Regions from separate parts of the Mus musculus genome. Here region 2 is linked to region 1. A link is a contact called in ENCODE Hi-C data. All regions are on one chromosome and are shown on one strand. The core of a region is the stretch at or near the end of the contact, and the rest is flanking DNA. Distances in the headings are between cores, read along the strand shown. Region 1 overlaps Ipcef1 (interaction protein for cytohesin exchange factors 1). Region 2 holds the start of Ipcef1 (interaction protein for cytohesin exchange factors 1).

Evidence for each region. A loop is a pair of places that touch in the nucleus more often than their neighbours do.
Region 2: a loop to region 1 is called in a map of left cerebral cortex, with 7 times the contacts of the local background. The contact joins the promoter of Ipcef1 here to the enhancer-like site in region 1. A Hi-C loop is called at or near these places in 4 of 37 maps with a recorded cell type or tissue (all left cerebral cortex).

What each region holds. Positions count from the first base shown.
Region 1 is chr10:6,932,157-6,939,171 of GRCm38, forward strand. Ipcef1 (interaction protein for cytohesin exchange factors 1) reads right to left here. Exons shown (of 9, transcript NM_001170800.1): 5 at 4,945-5,003; 6 at 3,031-3,119. It also overlaps a transcript of Oprm1 not described here. Among named protein-coding and RNA genes, the nearest start is that of Ipcef1, 45 kb to the right of the region's middle. Within about 2 kb of position 3,546, at least 1 of the 3 ENCODE cell types and tissues checked has a DNase peak (open chromatin) inside an H3K27ac peak, as active enhancers do; it is left cerebral cortex, where a contact is called at or near this core.
Region 2 is chr10:6,978,803-6,986,200 of GRCm38, forward strand. It overlaps Ipcef1 (interaction protein for cytohesin exchange factors 1), which reads right to left and starts at 1,663. Exons shown (of 9, transcript NM_001170800.1): 1 at 1,445-1,663; 2 at 712-881. The coding sequence starts at 870. It also overlaps a transcript of Oprm1 not described here.

The DNA of each region.
Region 1 (7,015 bases), core at 2,296-4,795:
TCATTTCTTTAAGAATCAGGTCATGTTGTGGCTGGTGACATTGTTCTATGAACAAGGCACTTACCGTTCAAGCCCAAGGATATAATTCAGAAATCTAGAACCCACATAAAATGCTGGGCATGGTGACAGCCAAGCATATATAAGACCGGCACTGGGAGACTCTCTGGATCTTCCTGTCTAGCCAGCCTAGGGTCTCAGTGAGTCCTAAGTTTCCATGTGGAATCCCAAGGTTGGCCCCTGAAGAATGACACTCGGGGTTGACTTAGTGTTCACATGTACCACACAAAGCAGACAGTGGACCCATTCCCACTATCGTACCTGTGAGGCCTTTTCAGTTGGAAAGAACAGAATCTGAAACTCTTCCTGTTTCACTTGAGCACTGTGTTCCCTTGGGGGATTCAGCCCATTGAGATTCACTACTAGAACCGGAAGTCCAAATTCTCAGTACTGAAAATTATGATTTCTCTTTACTGTCTAGGGGTAGGAAAAGCTAGACATTGAATTAATTATTCCAAAACTTGAAAGTTTTTAAGACAACTTTCTAGAATATTATTATTTTATTATATTCGGTTCAGCTTCATGAAATAAAAAGTCATTGCCCAATTGTTAAAAAAAAATCTTGGTAAAATTGTCTTGACACTCTAGGCTTCTCTGTCTGATCATGGCTGGCCTATAGCATATTGAGTGAATCAGTAACTTGATTTATGCCCTAGATGAAAGTTACCCAGTTTTTTTTTCTTTCAATTCATTTGTTTAAATAGAAAGCCCAGTGTTATTTTAACCAAGTGCCTTATATGTCTGTTTTTTCAGAAACAAGAGAAAACAAAAACAAAATCTGCCTGGGAAATATGGGAGCAGAAGGAACATACTCTGTTACTAGGGGAAACACATCTAACTATTCAACATTTGTCCTAGCTTGCTTTTGGTTGCTGCAATGAACACCATGACCAAAGATAACTTGGGGATAGTTTGCTTGGCTGATCAGTCACAGTCCATCATAAGAAGCCAAAGAAGGAACTCAAGACACAAACCTACAAGCAGAAACTGGAGCAGAGATCAAAAAAGAAACATTGCTGATTGATTGGCTCTCCATGGCTTGCTCAGCATGTTTTCTTATACCACCTAGACTATCTATCTGCCTAGGGATGGTACCACCGACAGTGGGCTGGGCCCTACCATTAACAAAATGCTCCCCGCAGAATTGCCTACAGGTAATATATGTATTTTCTTAGATAGAGATTCTCTTCTCAGATAACAGTAGCTTGTATTAAGTTGTAAAACACTAAGACAATATTTATCTGATAATTTTATCATGTGTTACTTTAGAATATACCTATCAAAAGACTTACAACTTCTTAAGGAACAACATTTAAGGGCTTGGTAGGCAGCTCAGTTGTTAGTGTGCTTGTCCTGAGTTCAATGCCCAGCACTACACAGAAACCAACTATGGTGGTGCAAACCTGCAGTTACAGTAATCATAACTGGGAGAGTGGGGTGAATGAAGACAAAAAGTTCAAAATCATTGTTGGCTATACGGAAAATTAAAGGCCAGCTTGGGTCACTTGAGATACTGCCTCAAAAAAGACAGACAAACACACATTTGATTAATGAATTGAAAAGAAAGTAGAGAATCTTCTAAGTTTATTAACCTAACTTTTAAGTCTCATAAGCCTCTCATGTTTAAATATGCAGTGCTGGACTTTAGATCTATGGATGGGCAAGTATCACGGTGTAGTTCCAAACAGGTTTCCTCTGTCAGGAAACAAAAACAATAAGATCAACTTCCTTATGGCCTTGGGAAGCAATGTACAAAACTTGAAATTAAATAAACAGACATACAAACAGACAGACAGACACTGGGTCCAATACAAGTGATGGAGAAATCTGACCTATTAAAACTCATGAACTGTCACTTATTAAAAGAAGCCATGAACATGTTTAAAAAATAATAAGCAAGAGCAACTTGCTTTTAGCTGACAAGCATAGACGACAAATGTATGTTATTTCCAATATAGAGAGTCACAAACTGGAGAATACCATCAATCACCAAGAATGGGGAAAAGGAAGAGGAAGAGGAAGAGGAAGAGGAAGAGGAAGAGGAAGAGGAGGCAAAAACTAAAAACATCTAACAGACACCAAGAGAAAATAGAAATGGCTCTATCCATGGAAAGGGCTTTGGCCTCACTAGCAATCAGTAAAATGCAAATAAAACACTAATGTTTCTCAAGGTTGTTTGAGGATTAAATGAGTGTGTAGTTAAAGCACCTGGTACAGGATAAGCATAAGGCTGTAAATTTGCCCAGTGGGGTAGGTTAGATGTAAAGCATGTGTTAGCATGCACGAGGTCCTGAGTTCAACCAATTAACCCAAAACAGTATTATTATTAATGAGGTTTTTAAAATTATATAGCCAATGACCCCTGTAGAGAATCTACATCTATACATCCAAACACTAAATAACTCTCCAAAGTCTTGGCAGCCATGAAGACCTGAACTTCCAAAGCTTAGCATGCAACTGGGACTGTTCTTTGGTAATCTACCACAATACACCACATGCCATCTTACTGAGCTGACTCCAGCTGATGCCAACGCTTGCTGACTGTTTTGCTTTGCATACTCTATATTTAATATCACTTTAAAGTTTCTCTTGCACTGTTGTATCACAGGCACCTGAGCAAGGCACTTGATATTCCTTTTGAGAATAAGTCAAAATAGGGTATAATTAATACACGCTGCCAAATGAGCCTCTGCAGGCATTAGCCTGCCCCTCGCATCTCCATGCATGCTCTGAGTGTGATTCAGTCCATCTGTGGGTTATTAACAAGATTGTCATCCCCGTGGGTTGCTATGGAGAAGGCTCTAAGTCAGCACCCTGAGTCAGCAGCCTGAGAACTGCACTTGCTCTTTGGGAACCTTAACACTGTCCTTTCTAAAAATTTACTGGTCAAGGTAGGTAGTCTGTGTATAATTGGAAGGAGGGAAATCCACACAAAGGATTAGTGACCAACAGACTACTCACATCAACACGTACCACAGGAGAGGAAGTTGTGGAAGCATACGGAGGGGGTGGTGCCTCCACGGCAACTTCAGGATCTTCCTGCTCGCTCTCACTGTAACATTCTAAAACCAGAAGAAAGATGCTTCAGGTTTCAGGGCTCCCATCATTTAGCCCAAAATGAATAAGCAAAGGTTTGGGGGGGGTGTTTTGTTTTGTTTTGTTTTGTTTTTTAACCTCCATCTGCCTATTTCAATGTCTATCTAATTCAAAAGGCAAGCATCCAAAAAGAAAAGAATAAAAAGAAAAGAAGTAAAAAGCATGAACCCTATGGCACTACCTGTTAAAAAGAAATTTAAGGATTGGGAGAAATGAGTGGTCCCCATGGTGGCTTCTGCTGCCAGAAAACATCCAGCACACAAAGACAGGGGCTATTATAGCTCAGAAAAAACATAAAAAATACCTTTAAAATGTGTGAATCGTTATGATGCAGTCAGCAATGAAGATGGGAATCAGAATGAGCCTTGGGAGCTGAGTCTTACTGATAACTCACTCCTGGCTAGTACCCAAACTGCAAGAGGAGGGACAGGGCTAAGCACGAAAGCTGAACCATAAAAATGGAAATCCCCTAAGGAGATGCTGGAAGGTGAAGCTTTAGAGCGTTAGAGACAATAGCACACAACATCTTTAAAAACCAGAATAGAGTAGGAATGATACTCTGCTATGCTTGCGGATAGGAGCCTAGCATAACTGTCCTTTAAGAGTGCCACCCAGCAGCGAAGGGAAACAGATACAAGACCCACAGCCAAACATTAGACAGAGCTTGGGAGTCTTTTGGAAGAGTTGAGGGAAGGACTGAGGGACCTGCAGGAGATATTGGTTCACAAAAATATCAATTGAGTCAACTAACCTGGACCCTTGAAAGAGGGTGGGGGCTCTCAAACACTGAACCACCAAGCAAAGAACAAGCATGGGTTGGACCTAGCCCCTCCCCCTCCCTGTACATATGTAGCAGATGTGCAGCTTGGTCTTCATGCTAATCCCCCAACAACTGGAGGGGGTGCTATCCCTGAATCTGTTGCCTGCCTGTGGATCCTGTTCCTTTAACTAGACCACCTTGTCTGACCCCAGGGGGGGAGGATGTGCCTAATTTAGCAGTGACTTGACATGCCAGGGTAGGGTGATACCTAGAGGAGAAGGAGAGGGGCAAAGGGAGAGAAGGTACATGAAAGATGCCAATTTCAGAGCATTGTAATGAACTCCCTTTATTGGTTCAAACTTGCCACATTTTCATTTCCACATTCAAGATTTTATAACTAAGCATACAAATTTCTCCATACAGTCCTGGGTGTCCCATAATCCAAGCATTTCCACACCAGAATCTGTCGGTGACCCTGGCACGTGCAGCCTCTATTCCCCATATTAATGGCTAAATAACATTATGAAGATGTATGTGCCTGTGGCTTGTATAGGCCCAAAAGGTTACAGAGTGGGGTGCAGGGGACAGTATGTCTCTCAGACTGATCTTCAGATTCCGAGAACAATTTCAAGGTAACTAATGTCAACACCCAGCTGGTGGGAAGGTTAAACTCTCCTAGGAAATGGTGGGATGAAAAGACTAGACCATGACACACACAGGCCCATGAGTAAGAACCCCGTAAGGAGGGCACTACGAATTTGCATTGGCAATTGTCAGAGTAACAGTGAAGCCTGCAGCTGCTCAAGAGTGGGTGAAGTGTGAAGTCACTTCTAGCTGGCATGGGAAACCAGGCTCCAAGCTGAGGCTGTGTGAAGATGGTTTTCTGTCCCTTTGAGATCATTTCAAATGCCAAACTATGCTTCCCCGGAATGTGCCTATACATAGAACCTCCAGTTGTCTCTTTCTTCACCCTGATTCTTCCTAGCCTAATATTCTTGCTAAAATTTCAGCAATAGAAAAATAAAATTTACCTTCATCCTTTGTGATGGATTCCTGGTGGGTCACAGCAAATCCAAGTTTGTTTAACCACCTAAGATTCAAAGGAAAAGTAAATGTTTGAATAATCAGCTGGGCCTCTGAGCCACTCCCCTTGGACCCTGACCCTGCTTCCTGTATCTGACTTTGCTTAAAGTTCAGGCCTAATTCTACACTGGTATTTCCTAAAGTATCATGAGTTTGAGACACAGAAACCTAAGATTTCTGGTTTCACAACACTTGGCTTTCCTAGGATCTACATTATAAGAGAAGTGGGGTGCAACTTTACCTAGTGGCTAAGAAAGGAAGCTAAGTTAGATATTCTAATTATATGAACAAATATGTTTTCTTTAGTAATTATGTACTTTAAGGCTTTGGTCATCATCAAGCTACTGGTCATCAAAATCAGCCACTTGGCTTTCAGAGCTCTATCTCTATAAGTTTTTTAATTTGTCATTATACATGTGCATTATACGCGTGGAAGCCAGGTGACAGCTTTCGGAACTTAGGTCTCTGTTCCTGTAAGTGGCTTCTTAGTATTAAGCTCAGGGCATCTGGTTTGCATGGGAAGCTATTCTACCCACAGAGTAGTGCTGGTCATCTATCATTTAACTAATGTCAACTGATTTCAGAAAAGAATATCCATAACATTCATTCTTAAGTCAGAAAAACTTTTGCATCACTCAGACAATCTGATTAGAACACATTAGAACTAGGTGTTGACATTAGAAGGGACTGTGTTCCCTAAACTCTTTGTGGAAGGTAGAAATTGGCAATGTATTGATAATTTGTTTCCTCTTGATTAGACATCAGTTGTGTGATAAGTCTAGACAAACCTTAACAAACTCAAACTCTGTTTCTAATTCTAGGCCACTGCCATGCCTCCTCAAGATTTCAGTTAGGAACATAATATCATATATTATATATTATTGCATATGTTATATATTATATATTACTATATATATTAAATTTGTGTATTAGACCAAATGAGAATCTCCACAAGAATGATAGTGAGTTCAGTCTCCTTAAAGATATTCACTCTAGTTCCATAATAGACTCAAGTTCTCTAACACCCACATAAGACTGGACCAACACTAAGGAGCAGGCCATGCTGTAGAAAGGCAGGAATGTTTATCTAGGTCCTAAATAACGATAGATATGACAAAAAAAAAAAAAAAAAAAAACAGGGTCAGGGCACACAAGAGCTAATGAACATGTGGGGGAAATCCTATATGTGTCTAAGGAAAGAATGGAAAATATAAATCTGAATCAATTGCTAAGCTAAACATGAAAATGGAGATAGTTTTGAGCAGGCAACTTGATGAAATCATTCAAATTTTAAATATGTACCTTTTTGCCTAGTAATTGTAATAGTGGATACCTAGTTTGAAAGGAAAAAAGCACACCTTCATGTAGAAAAATGTAAGACTTATAACAGTAGAAAGAAAAAAGTCCTGTGTTAATTGTTAATTTTTGAGGTTTGGTCTTTTGCTATTTCTATTGTAATGTGAAATACTGCTCCCCAAGATCCGGTTATCTCAGAAAATAATGTATCGTCAGCAAAAGAAGGCACCCAGAGCTGACCACCATCCTCCACACTTACATACACAAACATGCATGGACATCTGTATGCATATGTGCATACACATGAGCATAACATGTGTGCTACACAAAAATTTAATGTATATTTTCTAAATCCAATAAAATACAATATATTTCATGGCTCACTTTAAGAAGGCCAACAGTTTTCAGTTTATACTCCCCAAAAGTTGTCTTAGCCAAAGAGTTGAATAACTGAAATCTGAAATCACTATCCATCTCCCACCCAACTTGTTCCATGCCCATCAAGTCATTCCTAGATCTAGTATTGACTAGTTTAAACAGAATTCATCAAGAAAAAAGAAAGAGTTTCAGGTGTCATTAAAAATAAATTTCTAGATCTTCCTTCTGAGCCCAGCAGAGGCCACTAAGGGCTCCAGAGTGCACTCCATGCCGCAGGAACCTTGGGATCACCTTGGGATCACGGGTGAGTGGAACGCAACATCAGCTCCAAAGAATCTCTGAGAG
Region 2 (7,398 bases), core at 413-2,912, 45 kb after region 1:
TTCATTTCCAGCTCTTTTTCTACAGCCAAACCATGAAGCTCACCCCAGTAGCGTGTGCCCATCAAAGGATAAATTCAGCAACTATCTCAGTGAATGTTGCCCTCTACAATGCTTGGACACCAATGTCACCATGGAACAATGTCACCAGTCCCTCCACAAGGCTGGCATACAGGTTAGCCATCCCAAACCAACCCATCTCAGGAGAAGAGAAGGTAGTGGATAAAGGATGGAGATCACTCCCTGAACTGATGGATTAATATCCTCAATAGAGGGCAAAGCTGAGTCCCTTTTTAATAGACCTTAGCAATGCAACCTCCCCCACCACCACCACACACACACACACACACACACACACACACACACACACACACACACACACACACACAAATGATATCCAGACAGATCCTGAAACTATTAGGATCTCACAAAATAATAAAATCAGGGGAACCCGAGGGCTCTTTCCTTAAGCAAGGATATATTTAGGGCCCCTTTTCTTCCTCTCCAATCAGAATAATGAAGCCAGATGGCTTCTCCCGAACAGCACAGCTCATTAACCTACATGGTTCCTGGGGCAGAAATGAGTCCCCTAACAAATCTGCTAGCTTGCTCTGTTCCAACTCGCAGAGAATCCCTTCCGCATGGGCATCCTCCGGCCAGCACTCTGGAAGCCACGCTTTGGTAAAGGGGCTAGGGCAGGAGGAGGTCACTCACCATTTGATTGCTATACCAATACAGCGATGAGCCCTTCAGCACCACCCAGAACTTTTTCCATTTGTTGCTTAGAAAAGTTCCCTTTTCCTTTTTCTTGTACAGCCAACCCTGGCAGTCAGCGTGGCCCAGATCTTTACAGGATATCCTTCTCCGACTCATGTTGAAAAACCCTGCAAGAGTTGCATGGACAGGTGAGTGTGACCCGGACTCAGGTGACAAAATAAAAGGCAAGGTTTAGCTTTTTGCACGGCGAGGATTAGACGTTTTCATTCATGCAAAGTGAATATTTTTTTAAAAATCATGTATCTGTTCTATTTTTAAACCTCCATTCCGTGCCTAGAAAACCCGGGCAAAGACACTTATATGCAAGTATGGGTCTAAGAACCTGAGTTAAAGAGAGTAAGTTGAAAACGTTAGACTCAGGGGCTGGAAGCCACATTGTGGTAGACACGCCGGTTCTTCCCACAATAACAGAGGCAGTTATGCAATAGGAACGGAAGGGTTAAAGCCCACCTAGGAACACGGTGACTTCCCGGACTCAGTGCCAGCTTCTCAAAAAAAAAAAAAAAAAAAATTAATCTGGCACCCATCTCCTGATATTAAGATTCAGACAGTCAAGAATCTGATCCCCCCACCCCAACCCACCCCAAGGAGGCATCCAGGAGAGAGAGAGAGAAAAAAAATCACACTAACGGACAAGAAAGGAATAAAGGAACAAAAGGAATCGAATTACCTTGAGTTTTCTTCCTGGGCTTCTGACGCAAGGGAACCTGCTGGAAATGCAGGAAGGAAAGAAAAGAGAAAATTTCTGATTGTGTTGTAACATTTGTAAAGAGAGAGGGAGGGAGGGGGTGGCAGTGTTTATGAGCGGGGTGGATTCTAAAAAAGAAAAAAAGCCTCTCCAAGCAGAGCTCAAGGGAAGCTACCAGCTGAGGCACAAAATGTGCTAATTAGAATCGATATACATTGAGCCGAACCTGGGAAAAAGAGTAACAGGCATGTATGCACCGCTTCCTGTTTCCTCCCACAAGCAGCTCTTGCTACTGCTTAGGTTAGCATGGCACAGGCTTTGTTGAAGTTTGAAAACATCATGAAATACATTTCAAGAAACAATTATCTTTTCTTTCTCCCCTTAGTTTCTAAATCATATCAACTATTTTAAGTAAAACTGGAGAATAATTGTTTCCATCTCAAGCTATTAAATGCTCACATCACACTAACTTCGTGGTCTTGCTAATATGCAGGAAAAATTATTTATCTCTTCTTGGACTCTTCAGAGACTCTAAAGCCCCTCGATTGAGAATTTCTTATTTGCAGCCTAATATACATATCTCATTCTATCTTTATCTCTGAATATTTCTCACATGTCTTATAGAAGATAAATATTCAAATATTCAAATCAGACATGAGGATTTATACAAAATACACACATTTCTCACAGCACATTTTCATCAAGTCATATGAAATCAGATTCCAAAAAACACTGGGAATCCCAAAGGAAAAAATATGCTTGCAAATGCCTCTCCTGCTGTGTCTGTCTGTCTGTCTGTGTACATGTATGTATACAAACATTAGACAGAATTTTAGCTTTAGAAAACTTCATTTTTCTTCCACGGCATCTATGCTAAAATCCTTCAGGTTTAAATAGATTTCATTTATGTTAACAAGCAGAGATTTTTTTTTAATTTTTAAGCATTCAATTAAAATGTTCTAAAAGTTGGTAGGTAACTTCATGAAATGTATGGTTCTCTGGCTGCATCTGGCTAGAAGTCCACATATCTAACTACTGATGGATGGCAGCTGTGGCTCTGCCATATGTTTACAAGGGAATAGAACCTATACTGAAAATAGGAATTTTTTTAAAGCAACAGGCCAAGATTTAACAAGGAAAATTCACTCAATATTACCCAAGGAAAAGTCACTCTAAGCCCATAAATATGTATGTATGTATGTAAGTATGTATGCATGTGTGTATATATGTATGTAAGTTTGTATGTGTGTATATGTATGTAAGTACGTATGTGTGTATGTATGTATGCATGTATGTAAGTGTGTATGTATGTATGTAAGTTTGTATGTATGTAAGTATGTATGTATGCATGTATTTAAGTGTGTATGTATTTATGTAAGTTTGTATGTGTGTGTATGTATGTATGTATGTAAGTATGTATGTGTGTATGTATGTATGCATGTATGTAAGTGTGTATTATGTATGTAAGCATGTATGTATGTATGTATGTGTGTATGTATGTATGATTTCTAATCCCATAAGTCTCAAGCATATCTGCCAAGATTTATTTGTGAAAATATTCTGATAACTAAAAATCCTGTTCCTGTAAATAACCACATATCAATGCATCATGGAGTGTACAAAGATAAGCAAACACTTAATAAGCAAAACCCATCATCTTAGAGTAAGGATGACTCCCATTTCCCTCAGCAGGGAGGTTGGAGTTGAGGTTAAATTGTTTTTCTTCATGGATACAAGACCAGGGAAACCCTGAGTTGGCTTTGTTTTGTTTTGTTTTAGAAACATCCTTTCTTCCCTTGGATCATTGATTGATCTCTTTGAGGGCAATTTTTAAACAGATTCAACATGTGTCAGTCATGGCCTGCTAATCAAGTCTAAACACACTGTCCTGTTAAGGAGCTCCATCTATCTTTCCTTCCCCGAATATTTCCCACACTACCAACTTCTTGGTCTACGATTCTCTACTATTCCTTAGTCTCTGGGCTAATTTTTTATTTTTTATTTATTTTTTTTTTATTTTTACACCACTATCCTGAGATCAAGAAACCCAATTAGTACCTACTGGTCACACAATATTGTCCAAATTGAGTGCTGGGGCTGATGACACAGGTAATAAATGAACTTCCTTGTAGGTAAGACTTGGGGACTCTGGGATCCTAAAAGGCAAGCAAAGTAACTAAGAACCAGGGTTGTGGGAAAAAGCAGAGATGGCCAAGTTGATTCCTAGAAGGCTGGAAGCCCAGGTAAACAAGATGAAACTACATTGTTTCAAACAGCAACAGCAGCTTTTAAAAAGAACCCCCAAGTAGGACACAATGCCTGGGGAACAGCTTTGAAGTCTGGAAGGAAAGAACAGAAGAGGTTTTGTATTCTTTGGCTCCTGGTGCATGGAACAGGGACCTGAGTCTCCATTGTGTGATGGCTCCCAGGGACACTGCTGGCTCTTCAGCTCCACCATCAAGCCTAAGGTGGTTTCCAGAGAAATCCAAGTCAAAACTGTGCGTCTTCATGTCTCCTATTATCAGTCCCAGGTCTACAGCTAGATTCTTGCACTGAGTCTGGGTTGAGAGTTGGACATCCACATCAGGTCAACAGTCCCCTGAGCAGTGTTCCATCACTTCCAGCAAGCTCCTTGCCATCCAACCCTGCCCTGACAGCCCTTCCTCACGGCAAAGCTGCTAACTGAAATAACAAACTAGTGAGGGTTTCAGTTTCACTTGATAGATGTGACTATGAAACCCCCAACTGTTCTACAAGAAGTAATGAAAACAACCTTTGAGAGCTTTACAGAGTCTTAAGACACATTTTCCTCCTCACAACAGGAAGTGGAACCCATGAACTAGTCAGTTTCAAGACCTTCATGTGGCTTTCTCACTGGGTAGGTTGAAAACACTGACAGGCGATTGAGCAATTTATGAGACCATTTCAACCTTCACAGATATTTAAAGTTTAATGAGCTATTTCTCCCAACCTATTTTCTTCCTGTTTGAATGACATAGAGAAAACTGACATCTTATTCTAATAAATAAATAAGTTTTCTCTAAAATAGATCTAAAACTTGGGGGTCAATTCTCTAGGAAAATATATGCATAGTTTTTAATTGAAGAAAAGTAGACTTTTCTTTTGGCCTTGGAACAAGTGTCTCATTTGAGGGCTGAGGAGATGGCACAGTCAGTAAAGTGCTTGCTGAAAGGCTTGAGGGCCTCAGGTAGATGCCTAGAAACCATGCTTAAAATCCAGATGTGGTGATATGATTGTAATGCCAGTATTAGGGAGGCAGAAACATGCAGATTGCTGGAACTTGTTAGCTAGCCAGAGCTTCGGGACAATGAGAGACTCAAATAACAAAATGTATGTATGGTTTCTCAGAGTAATACCTGAGGTTGACCTTTGACCTCCCCCCACACACATGCAATTACTCATACATGTTCAATGATCCTAGTCTTTAGCAAGAATTACACAGTAATGTGTTGACATTCTAGTTTCATTTCTGTGAAACACCATGACAAAAAGCAAACTGTAGGGAGACGGGTTTATTTTAACTTATAATTCCAGCTTTAAGCCATTACTATTGAGGAAGTCACAAGTGTGGAAACCTGAAGCCACTGATCACATCACAGCCACATTCAAGAGTAGAAAGAAATAAATGCTTATATGCCCACTCGCTTCCTTGTTCTCATCTCACTCTTACACAATCCAGGACTCCCTGCCTAGGGAATGGTGCTGCCCACAGTGGGCTGGGTCAGTCCCTGTCAATTAACTTAAGGCAATTCCTCACAAATGCCCCAGGACAGACCAAAGTAGATAATCCCTGATTGAGATTCTCCTCCCAGATGATTCTAGATTATACTAAGCTGGCAATTAAAGCTAGTTGCTAAAGTGGACAAACAGTTCTTCATTTGCAGGAACACTGGCTTGCATCATGGTCCTTATCTGTGGTACTGGTTTCTCACATTCCTGGCAGTGAAAAGTACCATTACTTATTTACCAACTAAATAACAAAATCTCTAAATGTGGGGTTCTCCACAAATACTTGACATTTCCACAAGTATATCTCTGTATTGTTGGAAAGCTAAACTCAACTTTTTAAAGAGAATTGTAAGGCATTTGATTCGTAAAAATCTACCTGTGACAATACACTTAAAACCTTGCTTAACTTAGACAGGGAAGAGGAGCCGTGATCTTACCAGGCAGATTCAAGGTCAGAGGACAGATAAAGCCACGTGCTTTCCGCTCAAGCCAAGCCTTCTGTTTAAACTCACTGTGCTAAGCGAGTGATGTATACTTAACACAAATTAACAGGACAGTATAGGATACTCCAGCTACACCATCTGCTGAATTATTGAATGTCATTTCATTCACCCTTTCTTATTTTTGAGATTTTTAAGAAAATAGAATATAAATACTTCTGTCTTCCCAAGCTCCGCCCTCGTCTGCTTCCTTGGTCACTCCATCTTACTCTGCCCTGAGCATATTTTCATCCCCACATACAATTTAGTATCTTGTTGGGAGAGTTAAACAATAACACTAATGCAAACATGTTTCATTATTTCACTTTTGATGTTTTTTTTCCATGCTGATACATATAACTACAGATTATTGTCAGTGTGACAATGAATAGATATTCTATGACTTCTTTATCCAATTGGTTCATAATGAGCTTGTATGTATTTACACTTGTGTGCTATCAGTTATAAATTCGCAATTAACAACTCTATGTAATTCCCATTGCATATATATATGTGTGTATATATGCAATGAGTTGCATATATATAATTACATAGAGTTATTTATGAATACGTATATATGTGTGTGTGCCTGTATATATACACACACACACACACACACACACATATACATGTCACTCTAGGCTTGGTATTAATTTGAACTAAAGTTGCATGGTAATAGAATATGTGTATCTTCAAGTATTCGGTTACTTTCAAGTAGCTTTCAGAGTGCCCATTTATAATCCCTCATGAAACATACAATTTTTTAAACTTTCGAATATGTTTGTTTATTTATCTATTTTTTTATTTGTGTGTGGACACATACAGTGTCCAATACTGACTTTATCTCATACATTGAGCTTTCTATTTTAAGAAGTATATCTTCCTTCTAAATATTACTAAATAATTTCAAGACCCATTTATACTTTTCATTTTGGAGAAAGGTTTTTGAAAGACTCTAAAACATTTTTTAAAAAAATTTAGAATTCTACTCTTGATTTGTTCATAAGAGTTTAAAACTGACCCTAGTCCTAATCTTAGAGGCCAATAAAAGAAAACAGAAAGTTTTTGAAAGAAGAAAAAACAAAAGAGTTTAAAACTGTTAAATGAAATGATAATCTTTTTTTTTAATTGTATATCCTAAATTTACTGAAACTATTTTTAATGTGTTTTGAAATTTTTCTTAGTGTAGACTGCTACAACAGAAAACAACAGACTGGGTCACTCAGAAAAAATAAAAAGAAGAAGAAGAGGAGGAAGAACAAGCAAAATATCCTAGAAGCTGGAATATCTAGGCAAGGTCAAGTTGCTAACAATGAAGATGACCTCTTCCTGACTTGCAGACATCTATGATCTTAATATAACCTCACATGGCAAATAGGAAATTCCTGTTCACCAGATAAAGGCACAACTGCCATCGATGAGGACGCCACCCTCATGACCTATGACCTCTCAACACATCTCTGAACAGCATCCCATTTTGAATTGAATTAGGACTTGGGCATGTGAATGTGGCAGAGAGAAGATACACACATTCTATCCATGTTAAGAAAATGATATTTAGGGGCTGAAGAGATGGCTCAGTAGTTTAGAGCACTGACTGCTCTTCCAGAGGTCCTGAGTTCAATTCCCAGCAACCACATGGTAGCTCACAACCATCTGTAATGGGATCCGAGGCCCTCTTCAGGTGTGTCTGAAGACAGCTACAGT